Regions from separate parts of the Homo sapiens genome. Here region 2 is linked to region 1. A link is a loop called in an ENCODE intact Hi-C map of the cell type or tissue named here. Cell type or tissue: heart right ventricle. All regions are shown on one strand. Each heading gives the region's core, and the rest is flanking DNA. Links, peaks and the distances in the headings are about the cores only. Region 1 has its middle 41 kb from the start of LARP6. Region 2 overlaps UACA (uveal autoantigen with coiled-coil domains and ankyrin repeats).

Region 1 (11,209 bases), core at 1,682-9,681:
AGGGTATGGGAGGAAAACGGACTGACTACAAAAGGCCAGCATGAAGGAATTCTATTAGATATTGAAATTGTTTTGTATCCTGTTTGTGGTGGTGATTACAAGACTCTATGCATTGTGAAATGTCATAGAACTGGACAACAATGGGAGTGAAGTTTACTGTAAGTTTTTAAAAGTAATAAAGGGCCAGATGTGGTGGCTCACGCCTGTAATCCCAGCAGTTTGGGAGGCCGAGGCAGGTGGATCACAAGATCAGGAGTTTGAGACCAGCCTGGCCAATATTGTGAAACCCTGCCTCTAATAAAAATACAAAAATTAGCCCGGCATGGTGGCATATGCCTGTAGTCCCAGCTACTCAGGAGGCTGAGGCAGGAGAATTGCTTGAACCCAGGAGGCGGAGGTTGAAATGAGCCAAGATCGCGCCACTGCGCTCCAACCTGGGCAATAGAGTGAGATTATCTCAAAATAAATAAATAGATAAATGTAATAAAAATGATTGATTTGTGGTTTCAGGTGTGTATGCAGCCACCTATCCTTGTAAGTTCCCTGAACCTGAAGTGCTCAGTGCATAAACTAAAGGCCAGTGTGGCTGGAGCTCAAAGAGCTTGGGGGAGAGTGTCACACAGCAAGGTCAGAGAGATGGGCAGAGCCAGCCCATGTAGTGCCATAGAAACACTTGGAAAGGAATCTATGCCTCTTAAAGATCATTCTGGCTACTAAGTGGAGAATGGGTATATAATAGTAAATTATGGGAAAGGTGCTTTTTCATTTTTAAAAAGTGATTAAAGAGAAAAGTAATCATGTTTTGAGAAGACAGATCCAAATAATTGAAACATTTAACTGTGACTGAGGACTGGGAAGGAGAAGAAAACAGTTTGGCCTTTAAAATGAGGTTTAGCTTTGTGGTTACAGTTTCCTTGTTTGGCCAGCTCCACTGGTGCAGGGACAGGGCTTCTTCCAATGTGTTTTCTTGGCCTTCTGTTTCAGAATAAACAAATATGACATCTCCAAGCTATTCAGGGGGTCCCAGGTATTCAGGGTGGCCTGATCCAGAACACAGAAGCTTTCTCACAGGTCACAGCTTGGGCTCTGTTGCTATAAACACAAGACACAGGAGGCCCAAGCAAGTCTGAACACCTCCTGGAGCTGTTTTCTAGGCCATCCCAAGTCCTCATGGACAAATGAGGCTTAACCATGGGGAACTGAGCTTCATGGGTAGGGCTAGCACCTCTGACCTCAGAAACACTGGAAGATGAGTGTGGTCAAGGCTGTTGGGAGCCCCATGAATCACTGCTTGAAGGGGCTTGACATGTGATGGCTGGCACTGCAGACAGGAGATGACAAGTCGAGAGCCAACAGAGGAGTCTGTTTGCTGGACCCTCCTGCTGGCAGCAAAAATGCCAACCCAAACCCCCAAGTCTATTCATAAAATGGCTGCAAAGACATCAATCCTGATTTTTAAAAAGAGAAAGACTTCAGCCTGAGCTGAGGGAGGCCGATTCCTCCTCCTTTGCGGTTGCGGGATAGCTGCAAAAAATTGTGAGATTATTCAAAATTTGACAGGCTGTGAACACAAAAAGAAAAAAGTCTCAATAAATGCATAAAAACAATTTTTAAAAGTAACATTTACTCCTAATAGCAATGTTTTATATAAGAATAGAAGGATACCTTGGGTGATGGGGGCACCAAAGTCTCAGAAATCACCACCAGATAACTTTTCCATGCAACCAGAGCACCAAAAAGAGAATGGAAGGGTAGTTGCATAATATAACCAAAAACTTCCACGTGCACATCAAATGACTGCCGGCATCACGCTCAAGGGAAGACACTCATGAGCATTCTCCTGGCATCAGAGAAAAGACAAAGGCGCCTGGCATTAGCACTGCTTTTGTATTCTCTTCTGGAAGTGCTTTCAAAGTCACTAAGCAAGAGAATGAAATAAGAAATATAAATAAGAAATATAAATATTAGGAAAAGAAACCAGATGATCAATTTTTGCACATTTCATAATCTTCTACCTAAGGAAGAAAAAAACAAGAAAATGAGTTTAAAAATCTGTTAGAGGCCAGGCGCGGTTGCTCACCCCTGTAATCCCAGCACTTTGGGAGGCCAAGGCAGGCAGATCACCTGAGGTCAGGAGTTCAAGACCAGCCTGGCCAACATGGCAAAACCTCTACTAAAAATACAAAAATTAGCCGGGCCTGGTGGCGGGCACCTGTAATCCCAGCTACTCGAGAGGCTGAGGCAGGAGAATCGCTTGAGCCCAGGAGGCGGAGGTTGCAGTGAGCCGAGATCACACCACTGCAGTCCAGTCTGGGCAACAGAGCGAGACTCTGTCTCAAAAAAAAAAAAAAAAAAAAAAAAAAATATGTTGGAAATAGTAACAATGGCCATTTAAAGAGGCCATTTCATTTGGTTCCTGGGATGCCTCTGCACCTCTTTCCTGCTTTATTTCTCCTCTTGGTAATGGGCAAACATCTCCTCAATAAAAAGGTTAGCCTGTCCCCATTGAAATCTCTTAGCATGAGGACTGCAGCCAAGCCCTATGGCTCAATTTCAAGTCCCCTTTTAAATGGAAACCATTTGATACCTTTTGCTCATGCATCCTGAAATCTTTGAATATGCTGAAAGAAAGCGGGGAGTTCTGACTCAGAGATTTAACCCTCTGTCTACACAAACATTGGTGACTACTCTACTAGAAAACAAACAAAAAGAGCAAAAAAAATTTGTTTAAACCAGTAACACAAGGAAAGTCAATAAAAGACTATTGGTTAGTGGGTTCCCCAGCATGTCCCGCGAAGTGCTTTTCATGTGTTCACCATTGTCCGTGTTCAGATTACCAGGACCAAAATGACACCTGGGCAAACAGAAGACAAAAACAAGACCTGAGTTGGGAGTGAGGAGAGGCGGAGTCAAACCATGGATGCCAGGAGGAGTAGCTCTGTTGTCTCAAGGATGTCAGTAGTCCTTGCCACTCTCTGGTCTCAGTTTCCTCACGTATAAAATAAAGGGCTAGGACTTGGTCTATGACTTCAAACCTGTCATACCTAGACAATTTTCATTCTGCTTACTTACATTTTCCAATTTTTACCACTGGTCTTAAATTCGCACCTTCTCCTTATCACATATGTCTTCATATCTATGGGAAGTCTCTGCTTGAATATCCTGCTGCCACCCAAAATGAATTGAGTTAAAAATCATAACTCTAGATCAGCCTTCTCTGTCAACCACCTTTCTCTTTCCCATTTGTGAAAGGAAAATATCTTGAGCCCCTAAAATCACTAAGCTAAAGGGAAAAGTCAAGCTGGGAACTGCTTAGGGCAAACCTGCCTCCCATTCTATTCAAAGTCACTGAGATAAATGCATATCTGATTGTCACTTTGGAGAGGCAAAAGAATGCAACCATTTGTCTCTTATCTACCCACGACCTCGAAGCCCCCTCCCTGGCTTCCAGTTGTCCCACCTTTCTGGACCAGACGGAACCAATGTTCATCTTACATATGTTGATTGATGTCTCATGTCTCCCTAAAATGTACAAAACCAAACTGTGCTCTATCCACCTTCGGCACATGTCATCAGGACCTCTGGAGGCTGTATCACAGGCCTGCGTCCTCAATCTTGGCAAAATAGACTTTCTAGATGAACTGAGACTTGTATCAAATATTCAGGGTTCACACCTTTATCTCAGTAAAGAAGGAATTTATGCTGTAACCTAAATGGCAGCTTTCCCATTCTTCTTAAGGGTCACGTGCTCCTGTATTTAGTGGTGGTGGGGTGGAGTTGTCTTCCTACTCCCACATCTCAGTTTTCCCCTGGCCTCCATCCCTCTGAGCTCTTTTGTCTTCTGGCAGCTCTTGGTTCCTTGTGGTCCCCAGTTCAGGTCATCACTGGGCAAGCCTGCCCCAGCATCCTGCTGCTTCCTGCACAATGATCTCCGAGCATTGGGAGGCAGCAAATGTGTCTCTCCTGTCTTCATGACATAACCACACAAAAGTGAATAAATATATCCAACTTTACTCAAGGTGGGAAAATTAAAGAAAGTCACAACATATCAGAGAAAAGTTTTAAATGGCCATCAATACCATTTTTCTTGTGCTCCCAAGGAAAACCATTCAATGAATTAAACATTTCATTGAATGGTTTTCCATGGAAAACTGGAGACTCTTTAGGTGGTGCCTTTCAGTTTTTAATCTTGTTCTTTTGACTTTATATCTACCTTCCTTTCAGAGACACAGCCTCCTTCAAACCTTCCCCCTCTGGAATGTTGCTGTGGTTCAAATGTGTCCCCCAAAAGGCATTAAGCTTAATCCCCAGTGTAACAGTATTAAGAGGTGGGACCTCTAAGAGATGAGGCCATGCGGGCTGTACCCAATGAGTGGATTGATACTGTTTTCATGAGATTGGGTTCATTATTGCAGGAATGAGTTCCTCCTGAGAAGATTACTTCAGCCCCCTTCCCTCTCACGTGTGTGCACTCTTGCCTGTGTGATGCCCTCCGCCATGTTATGACAGCAAGAAGGCCTTCCCAGATGTGGCAACTTGATCTTGGACTTCCCAGCCTCCAGAACCATGAGCCAAATAAATTTCTGTTCATTATAAATTACCCAGTCTATGGTATTCTGTTGTAGCAGCAAAAAATCCACTAAGACAGGTATGTATCCTCTCCTGTGTTTGAGAAACTTCACCTCCCACCTACAGGGACTGGTCTGTCACACAAGGCTCTCCCACACCCTACCCAACTCCCCCCGAGAGTTGATTTAGCCAAGTCTTAGTTATTCCATTCAGAATTGCACCTGGTAGCTCATCAAACTGGTCCAAGACAAACTTGGGCTCTCCAAGTCCCTCAGAGCCAGACGAGCTGTCGGGGATGCAGGGATTCATGCTTGTTTCCCCTTAAGTTGTCCCTACCAAAGTGAATGGAAAAGAGATGTCTTTATTCCTCCTAATGCTCCTGGAATAATAGTCGGTGCATGCACACACTCTCCCCTGACAAACATTAATTCCCAGAAATAGCATAGATTTTACCTTTAAAAAGAAAACAAACCTTATTTTTCCCAAACTGTCCATACTCTACCAGGCTGTGCCTTGGAGTTTCACTTTACATCGTTTTGGTGACCAGAATGTATTCTTTTGCTCAATTTTCCATCCATCCTACCTTCAAATGGTGCTCCCTTCGACTGACCAAGAATAAGAAAAGGGGCCTGTTGGCCATATACCTTTGCTAGTAACTTGTAAAGCGTCTCAAAGACCCCCCCCCCGCCCCATTGCCCCAAAAGCTTGGAAAGTATTATTTATAATGTGAGAGACAAATGAAGTTTTTAGATGATGGAGCCATGCATGCTGTTCTCCAATTTCTGTCCCAATGTGGTGAGGGGGCAGAGGTGTGTGTGTCTGTGTGTGTGTGTGTGTGTGTGTCTGTGTGTGTATGCGCATGCAGGAAGGTTGGGAGGGTAATTCTTCCAGTTATAATAGCAATAAAAATGGTGATGACTGACCCGTCCTAAATGTTATAGCATCTCTCATTCCTGACCCAGAGAGCTATAAAAATACCAGTGCCTCACCCTGCACTATTAAATCAGAGTCTCTGGGAGGTAAAGCCTGGGCATTGTGGTTTTTAAAAGCCTGCAGGTGATTCCAATGTGCAGCCAGGACTGAGAACCACTGGGAAATTGCCACAGCTGGAAAAAGTCACCTTTTGATTCACCTGAAATGAATGATGCAGACTAAGGTAGCATTGTTCCATCAGGCTCCTTTCAGCATCCAAGATTCTGGGTAAAACCTCAAATAGAATGGGGTGTGAGGGTACTGGCTTCCCACGATGCAGTTGGTATGGAGGGTCTGGAATGGCAGTCACCACCAATCCCAGGAAGAGGCTCCCACAGCATAGGCAGACCCTTATTTTTTTTTTTTTTTTTTTTTTTTTTGGAGATGGAGTCTCACTATGTCGCCCAGGCTGAAGTGCAGTGGTGCGATCTCGGCTCACTGCAAGCTCCGCCTCCCGGGGTTCACGCCATTCTCCTGCCTCAGCCTCCCGAGTAGCTGGGACTACAGGCGCCCGCCACCACGCCTAGCTAATTTTTTGTGTGTTTTTAGTAGAGACGGGGGTGTCACCGTGTTAGCCAGGATGGTCTCGATATCCTGACCTCGTGTTCCGCCCGTCTCGGCCTCCAAAAGTGCTGGGATTACAGGCTTGAGCCACCGCGTCCGGCTAGCAGACCCTTATTCTTAATGTAAAGTTATGACTGCAATTATTGTACAGTGCCTGATACAGAGCGGACCTCAACAAATACAGTACTTGAAATAAATACGACCACAGAGAGTAAACAAGCAGTTACTCTCTTCTACCACAAGATGGCAACATTTCAAGACTCACTCTAGAACAATGCTCAAGTCTCAACTGCCAAAATGAAAAGGATGCACGGTTGATAAACGACGAAGCTAGGTGAGTTTTCCTCGATTTTTATTTTTCACCCTTTATCTTTTTAAATAAGTGGAGCCAGGAGCAATGGCTCATGCCTGTAAATCCTAGCACTTTGGGAAGCCGAGGCAGGAGGATTGCTTGAGCCCGGGAGTTCCAGACCAGCCTGGGCAACATAGTGAGACCAACATCTCTACAAAAAATAATTTTAAAAAAATTAGCTGGGTGTGGTGGCATATACCTGTAGTCCCAGCTACTCTGAAGGCTGAGGTGGGAGGACTGCTTGAGCCTGGGAGGTCAAGGCTGCAGTGAGACGTGATTGTACCACTGCACTCCAGCCTGGGCAACAGAGTAACACCCTGTCTCAAAAAAAAAAAAAAAAAAAAAAAAAAAGTGAGAACATAGTGAGTTCACATGGCTCATGTCTCTCCTAGAAGGCTGAGCTGCTTGGTTGACATCTGCATGCTCACAGGATCTTGGAAAGGTAGGTCAGTACCAAGCATGAAACTATTTTATGTAAGGACAGTAAATGACCCCAATTTGGTTTTTCTACCAATAAATCATCTGCCTTATGCCAGGAGACATATTTCCAAGTCACCCTGTCCCCTAGCTTTTTTCATCCACAGGGGGACTTTTGGGAAACAACTGATTTGTGGAAACACAGATACATTTGGGTGTATATCAATTAATAAGACCTCTAAGAACAAGCTCCACTTAATAAAGCTGGCCTTGGGACCAGGGATGTTGGCCTTGGCACCGGGGAGGCTGGCCTTCTCCATGTGTTGGAGAGGAAGCACAGTGACATCCCATGACCGGCTTTTGATTGATTGGCTGAGATCTGGGCCCGGCTACATGAAGGACTATAAGCCTGGTGTTTAAAGAGCCCATAAACTCAGGCAATCAGGGCCCCCGCTCTGTGTTGGCTGTGTGTGGCCCCTGGGGTCCATGTGCAGGGGTCACAGACAGACAGATCATGCCAAAGAGGCAGGGGTTACCTACTTGGCCATCTGCTCCTGCAGCGTCTGAGCTGCCCGCAATACCAGTCACTTGACCCTGGGGGCAGAGGAAGATGAAGTGGCACACGGGGGTGGGATGGCCCGATGGTGTGAGCCACTTACCTTCTGACCGAGCCACTTACTTTCTGACTGCTCCCAGGAGATGAATTAGAAAGGTCTGGGCTTAATAACTATTTAGACATGAAGCATTGCTCAAGATACTTTCCACAATAATGTCTGTAGGTCTCATGCATAGGTAGCAATCCTGGGGCTAATCCCATCCTCTACCTTTTTGGACCCCAGGTCTGTACTGCTCAGTGCTGCTCAGGGATAAATTGTAAATTCACAGTCCTCAGTGCATCTGTACAATCCTTTGACCTGCCTCTAGGAAGCATCCTTTCCTGTCCCCACGATGGCTATTCCAGACCTTCCCCACTACTCCTTAATTTCCATCCTTACCTCAAGTCTCCTCTCAGCAGATGGCTTTGCCTCCTAGCTCCCAGCAAAAATTGAGACCATCCTGCCTGGCTGGGCGCGGTGCCTCACGCCTGTAATCCCAGCACTTTAGGAGGCTGAGGTGGGTGGATCACCTGAAGTCAGGGGTTCGAGACCAGCCTGACCAACATGGCAAAACACTGTCTCTACTAAAAATACAAAAATTAGCCAGGCATGGTGGCGTGCGCCTGTAGTCCCAGCTACTCAGGAGGCTGAGGCAGGAGAATTGCTTGAGCCCAGTGAGCCAAGATCGTGCCACTGCACTCCAGCCTGGGTGACAGAGTGAGACTCTGTCAAAAAGAAAGGAAGGAAGGAGAAAGAAAGAGAAAGAAAGAAAGAAAGAAAGAAAGAAAGAAAGAAAGAAAGAGAAAGAAAATTGAGACCATCTGGCATGAAATCCCTCTACTTCCAGCCTCCCTCCCACAAAAATATTTAGGTCTGCCAGCCCTCACATCCTCCCCACCAGTGTCAGAGAACTGGGTGCGCCATCTATATAGACACCAGAATCTCTTCCCCAGTGCCCTGGATTCCAGTGCCTTCACCCCTCACATATTTCCTCGGGGTCTTTGCTCTACCAGCTTTCATCTCCCTCTCTCTCTCTCTCTCTCTCTGGCTCTTTCCATGTGCACACTCCTCCATCATAAAAAAAAAAACAAAAACAGAACAAAACGAAGGCCTCCCTTAAGCCTGTCTATGACCCATAGTACCACATTCTCCAGCCTGCTTCAGTTCCCTCAAACCCAACTGCTTAGCTCCAGATGTGGGGCAGCAGTAAAGACACAGGGAAATGGGGAAGGGGTAGAAATCTCTTCCCCTCTCCTTCCCACCTTTCCCCACTGGTAGTCTCTTACCACCGGTAGCAGTAGAACAATAAAAATAAACAAAGGGCTCAAGCGGTAGCACCACCATGCACGTGTGACAATGACCTTGTAGTCTCTGACATCCAAGCTGGCATCAGATGTGTCTGCAGGCTGCTGAGGCTGTGGGCAGCAAGAGCCTCTGTCCTAGGTTTCCCCGGGCTTTACCTTCTGCCAAATCATGCCTTTAGCTTTCAATACCAAGGCCACAGTGAAAACAAGCAGGCAAGAAGCCTGTTCTTTCTAAGGATAAAATGGGGACAGGAGCAGCGGTGGAAATATCATTCAGGGATAGGAGGCAGATCTGCTCTGGGCTGAGGTCAGCGTGGGTGGCTCAGTGGGCCTATGCAGCCTTGGAGATGAAATGGGTTCCAGAGGAGACCTGGATTATTGTTCATGTCATTCCCCATCCCCACACTTGGAATCTAGTCTGGGAAATCTTTCAGACTGGCCTCAGCCACTGGCGTTTTGCCCCTCCCTCAGGCCTGAGTCCTGCAGTCCCTCTCTGCAGTTGCTGTTCCCAGGACACTGACCCAAAAGTCTCCTACGCTTCAATTTTCCTAATCATTACAACAAAAACACCCTTGCCAGCTCATCCTGTATGTCCAGCAATATGCTAAGTAACCCACGTACATCATCTCATTTAATTTGATCACCACTGACTCAATGGAGTACGTTTGATTATCTTCATCTCATGGAGGAGGAAACTAAGAGATGGAGAAGTCAGGTCTTCTTAGAGAACTTTACAGAGATAGTGAGCGATGGGACTACGATTCGAAGAGTGGCCTGTTTGACTCCATGCTCTCTTGATTCTACTGCCCAAATATTTGTAAGGCGTATGAGTTTGTTCTAACATACTCAAAAGCAAGAAATGTAACATTACGAATGTGGCAAACCCTCACTAGACAGGGCCAGCAAGATGGCCAGTATATGTTTTTTTTATTTTTTTATTTTTAGTAGAGAAGGGATTTTGTCATGTTGGCCAGGCTGGCCTCAAACTCCTGACCTCAAGTGATCCACCTGCCTCAGACTCTCAACGTGCTGAGATTACAGACATAAGCCACCTTGCCCGGCCCTCTATCATAACCCATTTCTCCTAAAAAAAAAAAAAAAAAAAGGCAGCACTCGCATGATAAAGCTTATGAAGTGTGAGAGGAAGAGGAAATGAGGCAGAGAAATAGTGAAAACCAGACAGGTGCAGTGGCTCACGCCTGTAATCCCAGCACTTTGGGAGACTGAGGCGGGTGGATCATTTGAAGTCAGGAGTTCAAGATCAGCCTGACCAACATGGTGAAACCCCGTCTCTACTAAAAATAAAAAAAATTAGCCGGGCGTGGTGGCATATGCGTGGTGGCACATGCCTTTAATCCCAGCTACTCGGGAGGCTGAGGCAGGAAAATCGCTTGAACCTGGGAGGCGGAGGTTGCAGCGAGCCAAGATCGTGCCATTGCACTCTAGCCTGGGCGACAGAGCAAGAGTCTGTCTCAAAAAAAAAAAAAAAAGAAAGAAAGAAAAGAAAAAAAGAAATAGTGAAAACCAACAAAGTGGGATAATAAAGCTGGCTGTGGCACCCCATGAAATAGAAAGAATCACCAAGCCACACTAGAGTCTCTGGGGAGGCCACATAAAGCCATTGCACCTCAGAGCAGTGTGTTAGGGAGAATCATCAAGAACCTATCTGTTACTTGGGTCTCTCACTGCTCAAAGTTCACACCATGGGGCATTAGCTGCCCCCTACTTTGGGTTGTGTACCTGGGCCAGCCTCAGCGGACCTAGGTAAGGTTGGACATGGAAGTGGGTGCTGGAGCTGTTTCAGCTCCTTCCCATCGCAGCAGGCATAATGAAGTTCATGCCAAAACCCAGCACTCACCCCCAGGGTGGCTGAGACAGCCTGCTGTGTTGGGAAGTGGGGTGTCGGTGGAAGCAGGGGCTCTCCCTTGTGCAAGTGGTCAGGAGAAGGCCTTGGGGGCAGGCAAGTGACCTTAGGCAGATCTGGCTCTCCATTTCTTTCAACAACAAGTCTAAATTCTTTATCACAGCATCCAAGACTCTCCCCAGGGTGGCTTCACCCTTTCTTTCCGACCTGGTCCTCTTTGCCTCCACACCACCTCATTTCAGTGCCACTGTTTGCCCAGGAAATTCCTACATATGAAGGAGAAAAAGGGACCTCTCTGAGTGGTCCCATCTCCGGAGGCTGTGGGTTTGGCTGGCAGAACAATGTTTTGGTATAAATTGGAAAAATTGTTCTTCCTGGTTTCAGCTCATGCCAGAGTGCACAGTGGATTTCAACATGCCCCTTGGCCACCCATGCGTGGAGGCCTTGCCAATCATACTAAATCCCAGGTGAGGAAACAGGCCAGAGAGGTGGAGGCTCTTGCCCAGGTCACACAATCGCTTAATGACAGACCCAGAGGGGCGACTCAGCTCCTGATTTGAACCAGGCTTCT
Region 2 (11,209 bases), core at 2,234-10,233, 91 kb after region 1:
CTAGTTTCATTCTTCTACATATGGCTAGCCAGTTATCCCAGTAGTATTTAATGAATAGGAAGTCCTTTCCCTGTTGCTTATTTTTGTCAGCCTTGTCAAAGATCAGATGTTTATAGGAGTGTGGCTTTATTTCTGGGTTCTATCTTCTGTTCCCCATTAGTCTGTGTGTCTGTTTTTGTACCAGTATCAATGCTGTTTTGGTTAGTTTGGTTAGTGTTATGCACCAGGTTATTTTGATGAAAACGGTTTGTCTACTACACTTTGAGCTGCTCTGTGAAGAGCCTTAGGTGGTTCAGGGAAAGAATATAGGCAGTGAAGAGGCCCTACTTTCAAACAGAGCCACCCTTCTTTCTTTCTTCATTTCAAGGCTTTTAAGAAAATTTTTAAAATTAGAAAGGTTTGAAAACCACTGATTACTGGCTATATTAAGTAGAAGTTCTAGAACAGTTTAAGATATTTAGTAATTAATACATTAAACATCACTGCCTTATGTTTATTTGGTGTTTTTAGTTTTTGAGAACAGTTTCACAATTATTTTAATTTTAACCAATTAAACCTGAACGAGACAAATAAAAAGTTTAATAGGAATTGAAATATTTCTACAATGATGAGGCATTTTATATAATTTATAAATAGGTTGTTAATGTAAACGTATCTACTCCATGGACAGTAAAGTTAATAAAAATGTCTATTTAAAATAGAACCAATCAATTTTAAAGTGCTTCTTATTTTTTATGCAGTATGCAGTATCAAGTAATTTTAAAGTGAACTATTTTTGCTTTTTGATTATCTATTTTCTGGTTATACAGCAATTTTTAATTTAATAAAATGAGAAAAAAGTTATAGGATATTGTGGTTTATTAAATAATATTTTTGTGATTTTTGGAAACATGCATTAATTATAAATTTTTCTGTCATAGATTACTTTCTCTTCTCCCCAAAATATGCCAGGGAAGAGGAATGGGCGGAAGGAGGTTTTCCTTTTTATATACCCTTCTTTATACTGTTGGATCTTTTTAAAAGCTGCGATTATGTATTCCTTATATAATCTAAAAAGCATTAAATTTAACCCTTAAGAAAAAGCTGCATATTTTTCTAACCTTCTTATACTACAGCCTTATACTTAAAATGAAAGGAATTTAGAGTTTAAGATGAAGGCAAAAAAGAATGTTTCCAGCTGATAGTGAGAGTGGAAGAGCATGTGGATTAGAGCTCTGAGCAGCGTGCATGGCTGAGCACTGGCCACATCACCACTCATCCTCTGCTTGAGATTCCCAGAACAGAATTGACTCCCAGGCCACCCTCTAGCTCCTGACTTTATAGGGCTCAGCTCAGTTGTGGTTCCCATTATTTCCTGTGAGATTTCCTTTGTGATTCTTTGTATAACTTTGTGATAAATCACAAATAAATTGGACAGGTACTTGTTCCTTCCAAATAAAGGAGGCTGAACAGAACAATATTTATTGTAGAAAATTTAGAAGGTACCGAACATATAAAGAAAAAATGTCTTCTCTAATACCACATCCCATAGCTGTTAATTTTTCGGCTATTCCCTTTCATTAGTATTCTGAGTGTTTATTTCTTAACATGTGATCTTAAAACCTTTTCAGGATGCTGAGCTTTGTGATCTTATTTCTATTTCAGAAGAAAAAGTAAAGCCAAATGAAATGAAAATAAGTGGAGAAAGTCGTGAATACATATTTTTAAGATCTGTATTTTAGAGAGATTTAGTTTTATACACGAATAGCAAAGAATATGCTTCTAATTCTAAGCTAATGAGAAAATCAGTGCTGTTTACATTTTTTTTTAAACAATTTCCTCCATGCTGCTCAGATATACATCTTGTAAAAGTTTGAGAAGTTTTGTTGGGGAAGAGCCAATCCTTTGTTGCCAGGTGAAGGCCTTTTGTCATCTTGGTAAATTTACCTTATGCTTATTTAAGCAGAAACTCAATCTTGATTGGATTTGGGGGTGCTGAGTTACCCTGAAAGTTCACTGATGTATTAAATCATTTTATTAATGTATAATGAGAACTAAATAGCTGGTTTAGGGGCTGGATACTTCCATCCAGTCACTTCCTGTAGGAAAGCAAGTTTGTTGGAAGCTTGCTTAGAGAAGATGCAAGCAGAACAGTGGGAATGAATAAGATTCAGATGTTTAAAGTCATCCCATTTTTATTTATTTATTTATTTGGATACATTATATTTGTATATATTTATGGGGTACCTGTGAAATTTTGCTACATTCATGGAGTGGGTAATGATCAAGTCAGGATATTTAGGGCATCCATCACCTCAGTGTTTATCATTTCTATGTGTTGGGTACATTTCAGGTTCTTTCTTCTAGCAAAGTTATCTTGATGACTTGGTGTCGCCTTCATCTTCCTTGGATTGTTTCTGCATGGCCAGTGCCAGAATTCTTGAAAACCTTCCTTCTTAATATACCTCTGCTTTCACTCAGGTACATTTGTATCCCCACTCTTGGTTTTTATTTTTTGGTTCAATGATAACATAGGAAACATATTATTAATAAGATCACAGTTCTATCTGCCTTCCTAGAGACTGGAGAATTAAGAGATCCACCATGAGAGGTCCTCCTTAAGGTTAGAAGGACACTGTGAAAGTTGAAAGATTTTCTTTTCAGACAGGGAGAAGGGAAGTTTTCCTAAAGTATTGGCTACTTCCTTTCACAACCATTGATGGCAAATGTTCCCTTTGACAATTAAAATGACTATGCTTTTCTTATATTACTGAGTAGTGCCATATCCTAAGGAACCTGGGAGGTCTGTGGACATTCTTGGTCAGAGGAAAGAGTGCTAAGCTTGATTTATCCATATTCACCATGGGAGGGAGGGCACATATAGTACCAATATTTACTTTTCCTGGACAAGATGATCCTCAAGGATTTTATTCTATTATAAATATGAGCTATATTTTAAACTCTATTTTCCTTTAACCTAACAGGGGAAGAAATTAATTTTTAGATTTTTTATATCATTATGCAGCTTTTGGGGAAAAATAATTGCTGTTTTGGAGTCATAGGATTTACCAAAAATCTATCAGATAAATCTATCAAATATTCCATCAAACGAAGATTTTTTTTTTTTTGAGATCTTGCTGTGTTGCCCAGGCTAGAGTGCAGCAGCATGGTGATGGCTCACTGCAGCCTTAACCTCCTTTGCTTAAGTGATCCTCCCAACTTAGCCTCTGGTGTAGCTAGGACTACAAGGTGCTTGCCACCATACCTGGCTAGTTAAATTTTTTTTTTTTTTTTTGTAGAGACAGAGTCTTGCTATGTTGCTGAGGCTGGTCTCAAACTTCTGGGCAAGAGTATTGCAAACTTTGTAACTTTCTTTGGTTGGGGATTTCTAGATATCTTTTTTTTTCTGGCTTGGTGCAGATGAATAGAGAACAAAGCCATTTGGGATGAAAATTTACTATGTGCTTGGGGATGCCTACTATATAGAGAAAGAGTTTAATCTATAAAAAGGTCACACTCTTTGAGGCAATTATAAGTGTGCCTTGGTTTAAAATAGTTCAGTGCATACCTTCCAAGGAAGCCATGAAGCACACCTTTTAGCGAGTGATTGTTAGCTGTACTAGTTCATTCACCAGTTTTCCTTGAAAAGTAAAACTGTGTAGTACAGTTAAAAACACTCCATTTTCAGACACATTTTCAGTTAGATATTTGCTACAGAAAGCAAACCACATATGTACTAAAATTTGAAAAAAAATTAAAACTGAGATGTTTAAAGGACTATCATTATATATTTAGGTTCTGTGCTCTTAAAGTTTCTTCTCTGAAGGGTGTAACTTTTTCTGTGAGTATGGGTTAAATATATTTCTGAGTATTATTTTCTATCAGCCTTTATGAACACTAGATAGCCTGAGAAGAAATATGGAGCATAGTATTTGGAATATTATTTTACATTTCCATGACCATCTTTTATGTGAAGTAGGTTTAGAAAGAATTCTTTAATTGCAGTATTTGTTAATTTCAGTTTATTCAGTTGCTCAACAGATACTTAAGTGCCTACTCTATGTAGACAAATAGAGTGCTAAGCTCGAACATGTACTCCTTGCTCTTGAGAAATTTGTAGACAGAAAAGTGGGGGGAGACAGGATTAGAAAGCTAACACACTTAAAATATAAAGCTACAGCTCTATGTAATAAGTGTACGAAGTAGAGATATACCAGAATATATAACAGGGAGGGCCTGACAAAATCTGGGGAGTCAGAGGAAGTTTCTTTGAAAAAGTTCAAGGCCAGGCGTGGTGGCTCACGCCTGTAATCCCAGCACTTTGGGAGGCCGAGGCGGGTGGATCATGAGGTCAGGAGATCGAGACCATCCTGGCCAACATGATGAAACCCCGTCTCTACTAAAAATACAAAAAATTAGCCGGGTGTGGTGGCAGGCACCTGTAGTCCCAGCTACCCGGGAGGCTGAGGCAGGAGAATGGCGTGAACCTGGGAGGCGGAACTTGCAGTGAGCCGAGATCACGCCACTGGACTCCAGCCTGGGCGACAGAGCGAGACTCCGTCTCAAAAAAAAAAAAAAAAGGAAAAAGTTGAGATGAGATCTGAAAAATGAGTTAGGATTAAGAAGCACAAAGGGAGTAGCACTGTACCTTGGTACTCTGTGAGGGAACTTGGTAATTTTGAAGAACTTCGCTATGAAAAGAGATTGGAGGCTAGAGGGAGAGTACCCATTTCAAGATTATACTTTAGAGGTAAGGAGGGGTGAGACCATGGAGGATCTTAGACGTCATTAAGGACTTTGGTCTTAAGAACAGTAAGTCTATTATAAGAGTATCCCTGAGTAGCTGGGACTACCGATGTGTACCACCACGCCTGGCTAATTTTTTGTGAAGACAAAGTCTACTGTGTTGCCCAGGCTGGTCTCAAATGCCTGAGCTCCAGCGACCCTCCATTCTAGGCCTTCCAAAGTTTAGGATTACAGGCGTGAGCCGCTGCACCTGCTGTTTACTGTTTTTCTGTGTCAGTACTGTGGAGCATTTTCAGAGTACACATATATTAACCCTAACTCTAATAACAAATGAAGTGGTTTTTATTAGCATTATTTTTAAAATGAGGAAACTGACGCTCAGGGGGACTAAGTAACTTGATCAAGGTAAACTAGCAAACAAATGTAAAGTCAGGAACTCTGTCCAGGTTTTTCTGATGTCAAATCCCTGTTGGTTAATAGAAATTCACTCAAAAATTGTCCATTTTTTTCTTTCTGGACAAATTCTATATTCAGATAGGTTCTTAAAGATGTTTTTAGTAATGATAAGTTAGTGCTTCTGAGTGGTGCCACCTTAATTTTTTTCAAACTGAATTGAAGAAAAAAATAGCTTCTCTTAGTTGCCACCAGAGGGAGCCAGAAAGATTGAGATTTTAATGAGCTTTGAAATGCTCAGTCAGGAATATTCATCAGTAAGCAATTCCAGTGAACTCATATTAAGAATATTCCTTAAAGTGGAATATGTGTATAGTATGTTCTCATTTTGACTTAAAAGTTTAATGTATGTCTAGATATTGAAAAGAAGTTTGAAAAGACGTATAACAAAAAATAAAGTTACTGTTTTAATGGTGGTTTTGCAGGCCAGATCCCAGCACTTTGGGAGGCCAGGAGGATTGCTTGAGCTCAGTAGTTCAGGACCAGTCTGGGCCACATAGCAAGACCTCTTCTTTACTAAAAATAAAAAAATTAGCTCAGTGTGGTGGCACATGTCTGTAGTCCCAGCTACTCAGGAGGCTGAGGTGAGAGGCTCATTTGAGCCTAGGTGATCGAGGCCATGATGAGCTACTGTGGTGCCATAGCACTCCAGACTGGGCAACACAGTGAGATCCTGTCTCAAAAAAAAAAAAAAGTGATTTTGCTAGATTGTCTTTTCCCTCTTTCTTCCCTCTTGCCTTCCTTTCCTCTTTTTTTGAGTTTGTATTAGTATTATTTTTCTACTATATGTTATTGTATAATAAAAATGACATTTATAGTAAATATAAGGAGTTTGAAGGCCGTTAAGGGGTTTATAAAGTGTTTAAAATGCCCAAACTGCATCACCCATCATTTGAATGCATTATTAATTTGCCTGGGAAATATTTTTCATATCGAAAAGGCCATCCCTTATCTGAGTTTTCAGAATTCTGAATTAGTATAGTCTAAATTTAAGAGAACTTACTGAATAGAGATACAGAATGTTTTTAAATAGGATTCAGACTTAGAACTGAGTTCATGGAATCACCTTTCTTTTGCATCTAATGGGCAAATGGTATAAAATCAGGTAACCACTTTAATTGAATGTTTACCAGATAATCTGTACCCTTGTTTTTTGACAGCATGGTATAGAAAAAATTTAAAGTTTAGAATTAGATAATCTCAGGTTTGAGTTTTAACTATTCCTTGGTAACTGTGTAATGTTGGCAGGTGACTGAACTTACTCTAAGTTTCTTTTCTTTTTATGAAGATGGTAATAAAAGCCTGTGTTGATTATAGTTGAGGACTGTGCAAAGCGCTGGGTTAATAAAAGTTTATTAGGGTTGCAACTGTAATTTTTTTTTTTTTTTTAAGATGGAGTCTCGCTCTGTTGCCCAGGCTGGAGTGCAGTGGCGTGATCTCGGCTCACTGCAAGCTCTGCCTCCTGGGTTCACGCCATTCTCCTGCCTCAGCCTCCCGAGTAGCTGGAACTACAGGCTCCCGCCACCACACCCGGCTAATTTTTTTGTATTTTTCAGTAGAGACGGGGTTTCACCGTGTTAGCCAGGATGGTCTCGATCTCCTGACCTTGTGATCCGCCCACCTCGGCCTCCCAGAGTGCTGGGATTACAGGCGTGAGCCACCGCGCCCATCCGCAACTGTAGTTTTATATTTTGCCACCCATCACATCCAACAACCAAACTGAACTGATTTATCCTTTAAAGAATCTATATTTACCCACACCCATAGCCATTCTAGAAACAGAATGGGAATGGGTGTTCTTTACCTCACTAACTGTACTCATTTTGCCACCTAAGGCATCTCACACTATATTCAACTACCAGAATTATACTTGTATGTAACGCCATTCCTCCCCCTTTAACCTTTTGTTTCATTTGATTTCTGTATTAATCAACTTCACTGCAGAAACAATCTCCAAATCTTGGTGGTTTGTCAGCATTATGGCACATGTAGGCTTTGGGCTGACTGTGCAAGTGGCTGCACTCCACATTTTCATCCTAAGATCCAGAATGATGGAGCATCCTCTGTCTCTACCTGCCATTTTCATGGTAGTGAGCAGAATTCAGGGCTGGCTGTAACTTGTGATACTGTTAAATCTTCTGCTCAGGAGTGGAGTACTTCATGACTGCCAAAGCATGTCACATGGTCAGGTGCAGAGTCAGTGAGGTGCAGGGGCGCATATTCTTCAAAGACAGGGCTGGTAAATACCAAACAGTAATATAATCTACCACAGTTTGTCCTCTTGATCACAAATATTGACTTACTTTGCTTCGGCATACAAAATATATTTATCTCTTCCTCAAGGAAAATACTCTAAGAATTTCCTTCAATAACATTAGTCTTGAAGTCTAAACCTCTTTAGGATTTCTACGTCTTTTATCTATGTAGATTTTCTTGATCCAGAGATCAATGAACTAAAATACCAGTTCTGCCATCCATCTCTCCCAGTAGTGGAACAGAGACAGGATATCCACAATAAACATTCCTGTTAAGAAAGGGGAAGAATGGGTGGGGCATGGTGGCTCATGCCTGTAGTAGCACTTTGGGAGGCTGAGGTGGGAAGATCACTTGAGCCCAGGAGTTTGAGGCTGCAGTTAGTCATGATCATACAACTGCACTCCAGCTTGGGCAACAAAGCAAGACACTGTGTATTAGTCCATTCACACATTGCTATAAAGAAATACCAGAGAATGGGTAATTTATAAAGAAAAGAGGTTTAATTGGCTCACTGTTCTGCAGGCTGGACAGGAAACATAGTGGCATTTGCTTCTGGAGAGGCCTCAGTAAACTACAATCAGGGCAGAAGGTGAAGGGGAAGCAGGCATATCTTACATGGCTGGAGCAGGAGGAAGAGAAAGAGGGGAGGTGCTGCATGCTTTAAACAACCAGATCTCATGAGAACAGCACCAAAGGGAGAAATCTGCCTCCATGATCCAGTCACCTCTCACCAGGCTGACCTCCAACATTGGGGATTACAATTCAACATGAGATTTGGGTGGGGACGCTGATCCAAACCATATCACCCTGTATCTCAAACAATTTATAAATAAATAAGGGGGAAGAAAGGAAGCACATAACAATTGTGGGTCCTTAGCAATGAAAATCTTACTGGATAAATGTAGGAAGGGTAACTTTTCTTGGCCCTAGGGGATTTTCCTCGATTATTCACCCAGTTTGTTGTTTTCCATGATTCTTGGGTGGGTACTCTGTAAGGTGTTTCCTTTAATATATCATTCTTGTCTACTTTTGAATGGAGTATTGGAGGATATGCTCTTCTTGGTCAGGGAGTGTTATAAGGGTTGAACACCTTTCTCAACCCACTTCTTGCCTATAGAAAATCGAGGGCCCAAAGGTAATCTAGAAGAATAATGTTTCCTTAATTCAAACAGAATGATGTTTTGGTGGTTGTATTTTTTCTTTTTATCTATTTGATTTCAGTCAGAGCCATGTGCCAGTAGCTACATCCTCAACTCGTTGAGATGTGCATTTTATTTTGGTTTTCAGTACAGGTATCTTGAGCTTATTGAGCTTCCGTGGGTCCACATTCTTAGTCTGCCTGTCGGGGGAATCCCCCACCAAGCCATTTTGTTCCACTGAGTGGATTTACTGGGGGCAGCATTAATTCAAAGGTCTTAGACACTATGATGGCTACACTTATGATTTGGTCTTTGCCCTGGGTTTATGTCATAATTGGCCTTTGTAAACCCTTTTTACTTGTTGGAAATGGGAAATAGTTGGGAGTTTCTACCTTGCAAGTCCAGGAATTTCAGGTTCTCTCTTTTTTTATCCTTACTTGCACATAGGCCCCTTTTCTGAGCCTCTTCTCTTCTCTTCTCTTCTGTTCTCTTCTCTTCTCCTTCTCCTTCTCTTCATCTTCTCTTTCTCTTTCTTCCTTCCTCCCTCTTTCCTTCCTCCCTTCTTTCTACCCTTCCTTCCTCCCTTCCTTCCTCCTTCCTATGACTGGGGGATTCCTTTTTCCTTTAATGAGCTAATCTAATGGTACTTTATTAAATCTACTTAATGACAACTAAAGTTCAGCTTTTATAATCTTTTTGCCAAGTTATTCAATTTTTTATGTGACAGTTTTATTTACCACCACTTTATGTGGGTTGCTATTTTTCCATTCTCCAGTAACAGTTTTCTTGCTTTCTGCCACCTGGTTTCAAAGCCTATATCACATATTTTAAAATTATTTTTGGTGGTAGCTGTTGTTAAGGTAGCACCCCACTTTTGGTACCAAATTTTGCAGTGTTCAGCCATGTTATAGTAATTACCTCCAAATTTAAGTGGCTTCTCAAGATAACAAACTTATATTTCCCACTAACTTTATATTATAGACCGTGATTCAACTTCAGTTCTGCCCTGACCTGTGGCTCTGCTCCAGACTTTTTCTCATTTGGGAACCAAGGCTGAAGGAACAGGCCTCGTAAGATATGTGCCAGTCTCTTCACAAAGTACTACAGCAAGAAGGCTGGCTGTAACTCAGATTGCTGCTTAAAGCTTTTGGTAACATGCATTGTACCTCACTTCTATTCACATTCTATTGGCCAAACATATCACATGGCTGATCCCCAAAGCAATAACCTAGGGATGTCAACTCCTAACACACACACACACACACACACACACACACACACACACACACACACACATTCTCTCTCTCTCTCCCTCTCCCTCTCTCCCTTCCTCTCTCCCTCTCTCCCCCTCCTCCCCCTCCCTCCCCCCCGTTCCTCTGTCTCTCTCTCTCACCTTGTAAGGAAGCAGGAGAATAAATAATTTCAAATAGTAATACAATATATCATAACTTTCTGTTGATGTACCAAAAAATCAGAGTATATCCCTTTTTAAATGTAAGGATATACTAACCTAGTATGTAAATCAGGGTTATCCAGAGAAATAAAACTAATAGGATATATATGTGTGTGTGTGTGTGTGTGTGTGTGTGTGTATAAAGAAATTTATTTTAAGGAATTGGCTGATGTGATTATGGTACTGGCAAATCTGAAATTTGTAGAGCAGGCAGGGAAGTCAGGCAGGATTTTCATGTTACAGTCTTGAGGTAGAATTGCTTCTTCTCTGGGAATCCTGTTTTTGCCCTTAAGCCCTTTAAGGGATTGAGGCCTATCTACATTATAGAGGGTAATCTCAACTGATTATAGATGTTAATCACATCTACAAAATACCTTCACAGTTACATCTGTGCTTGTATCTGTCCAAACAGCTGGGCACCATAGCAGAACCAAACTGACACAAAATTTAACCATCACATATACATTGTGCAATTTTGCAGATAGTAAAATATGAGTATGGAGAGTACTTTCTGGTAGGTCTTATGAGAAGGCAGCATGCAGATTAGCTTGATCAGAGCCAATAAACTAGGTGTCTTCTTGCCAAAGTTCAGTGAGTACCTGAAACAAGGGTTGGCAAACTGTGGCCTACTGCCCATTTTTATAAATAAAGCTTTAGTGGAAAACAGCCATGCTTATTCATTACATATTGCCTATGGCTGTTTTAGTTTACAGTGGCAGAGTTGAATAGTTAAAACAGAAACCACATGGCCTGCAAAGTCTAAAATACTTACTATGTAATCTTTTACTGAAAAAGTTTGCCAAACTCTAAAGGTTACACATAGAGAAGGCTCTTATGGTTCTTGCTCTGTTATGGTCCATGCCTAGTTTAGTGTTTCCATTCAAGTGTGAATGTATACTGATTAGACATTACAGTAGTAGCAGTGTTTCATTGTTTGTTTGTTTTTTAGACAGAGTTTTGCTCTTGTTGCTCAGGTTGGAGTGCAATAGTGTGATCTCGGCTCACCGCAACCTCCGCCTCCTGGGTTCAAGCAATTCGCCTGCCTCAGCCTCCCGAGTAGCTGGGATTACAGGCATGCGCCACCACATCTGGCTAATTTTGTATTTTTGATAGAGACGGGATTTCTCCATATTGGTTAGACTGGTCTCAAACTCCTGACCTCAGGTGATCTGCCCGCCTTGGC

What was found. A loop is a pair of places that touch in the nucleus more often than their neighbours do. Peaks named below come from ENCODE experiments on the same cell type or tissue, not always from the same donor. Only the 100,000 strongest peaks of a DNase experiment are listed, where the experiment ranks them.
Region 2: it touches region 1 in a loop (3.0-fold over the local background); 7 of 110 quality-filtered maps call a loop at or near these places.

The regions. Positions count from the first base shown.
Region 1 is chr15:70,807,382-70,818,590 of GRCh38, reverse strand. No RefSeq gene overlaps it. Among named protein-coding and RNA genes, the nearest start is that of LARP6, 41 kb to the left of the region's middle. In heart right ventricle, for the core only: CTCF peaks have their summits at 6,134 and 6,333 (motif pointing right); no DNase peak of the experiment used is centred there; H3K4me3 peaks cover 716 bases.
Region 2 is chr15:70,716,985-70,728,193 of GRCh38, reverse strand. All of the region lies in intron 1 of UACA (uveal autoantigen with coiled-coil domains and ankyrin repeats), which reads left to right. Among named protein-coding and RNA genes, the nearest start is that of UACA, 41 kb to the left of the region's middle. RefSeq lists an enhancer at 9,049-9,550. In heart right ventricle, for the core only: CTCF peaks have their summits at 5,182 and 5,381 (motif pointing right); no DNase peak of the experiment used is centred there; H3K27ac peaks cover 4,074 bases.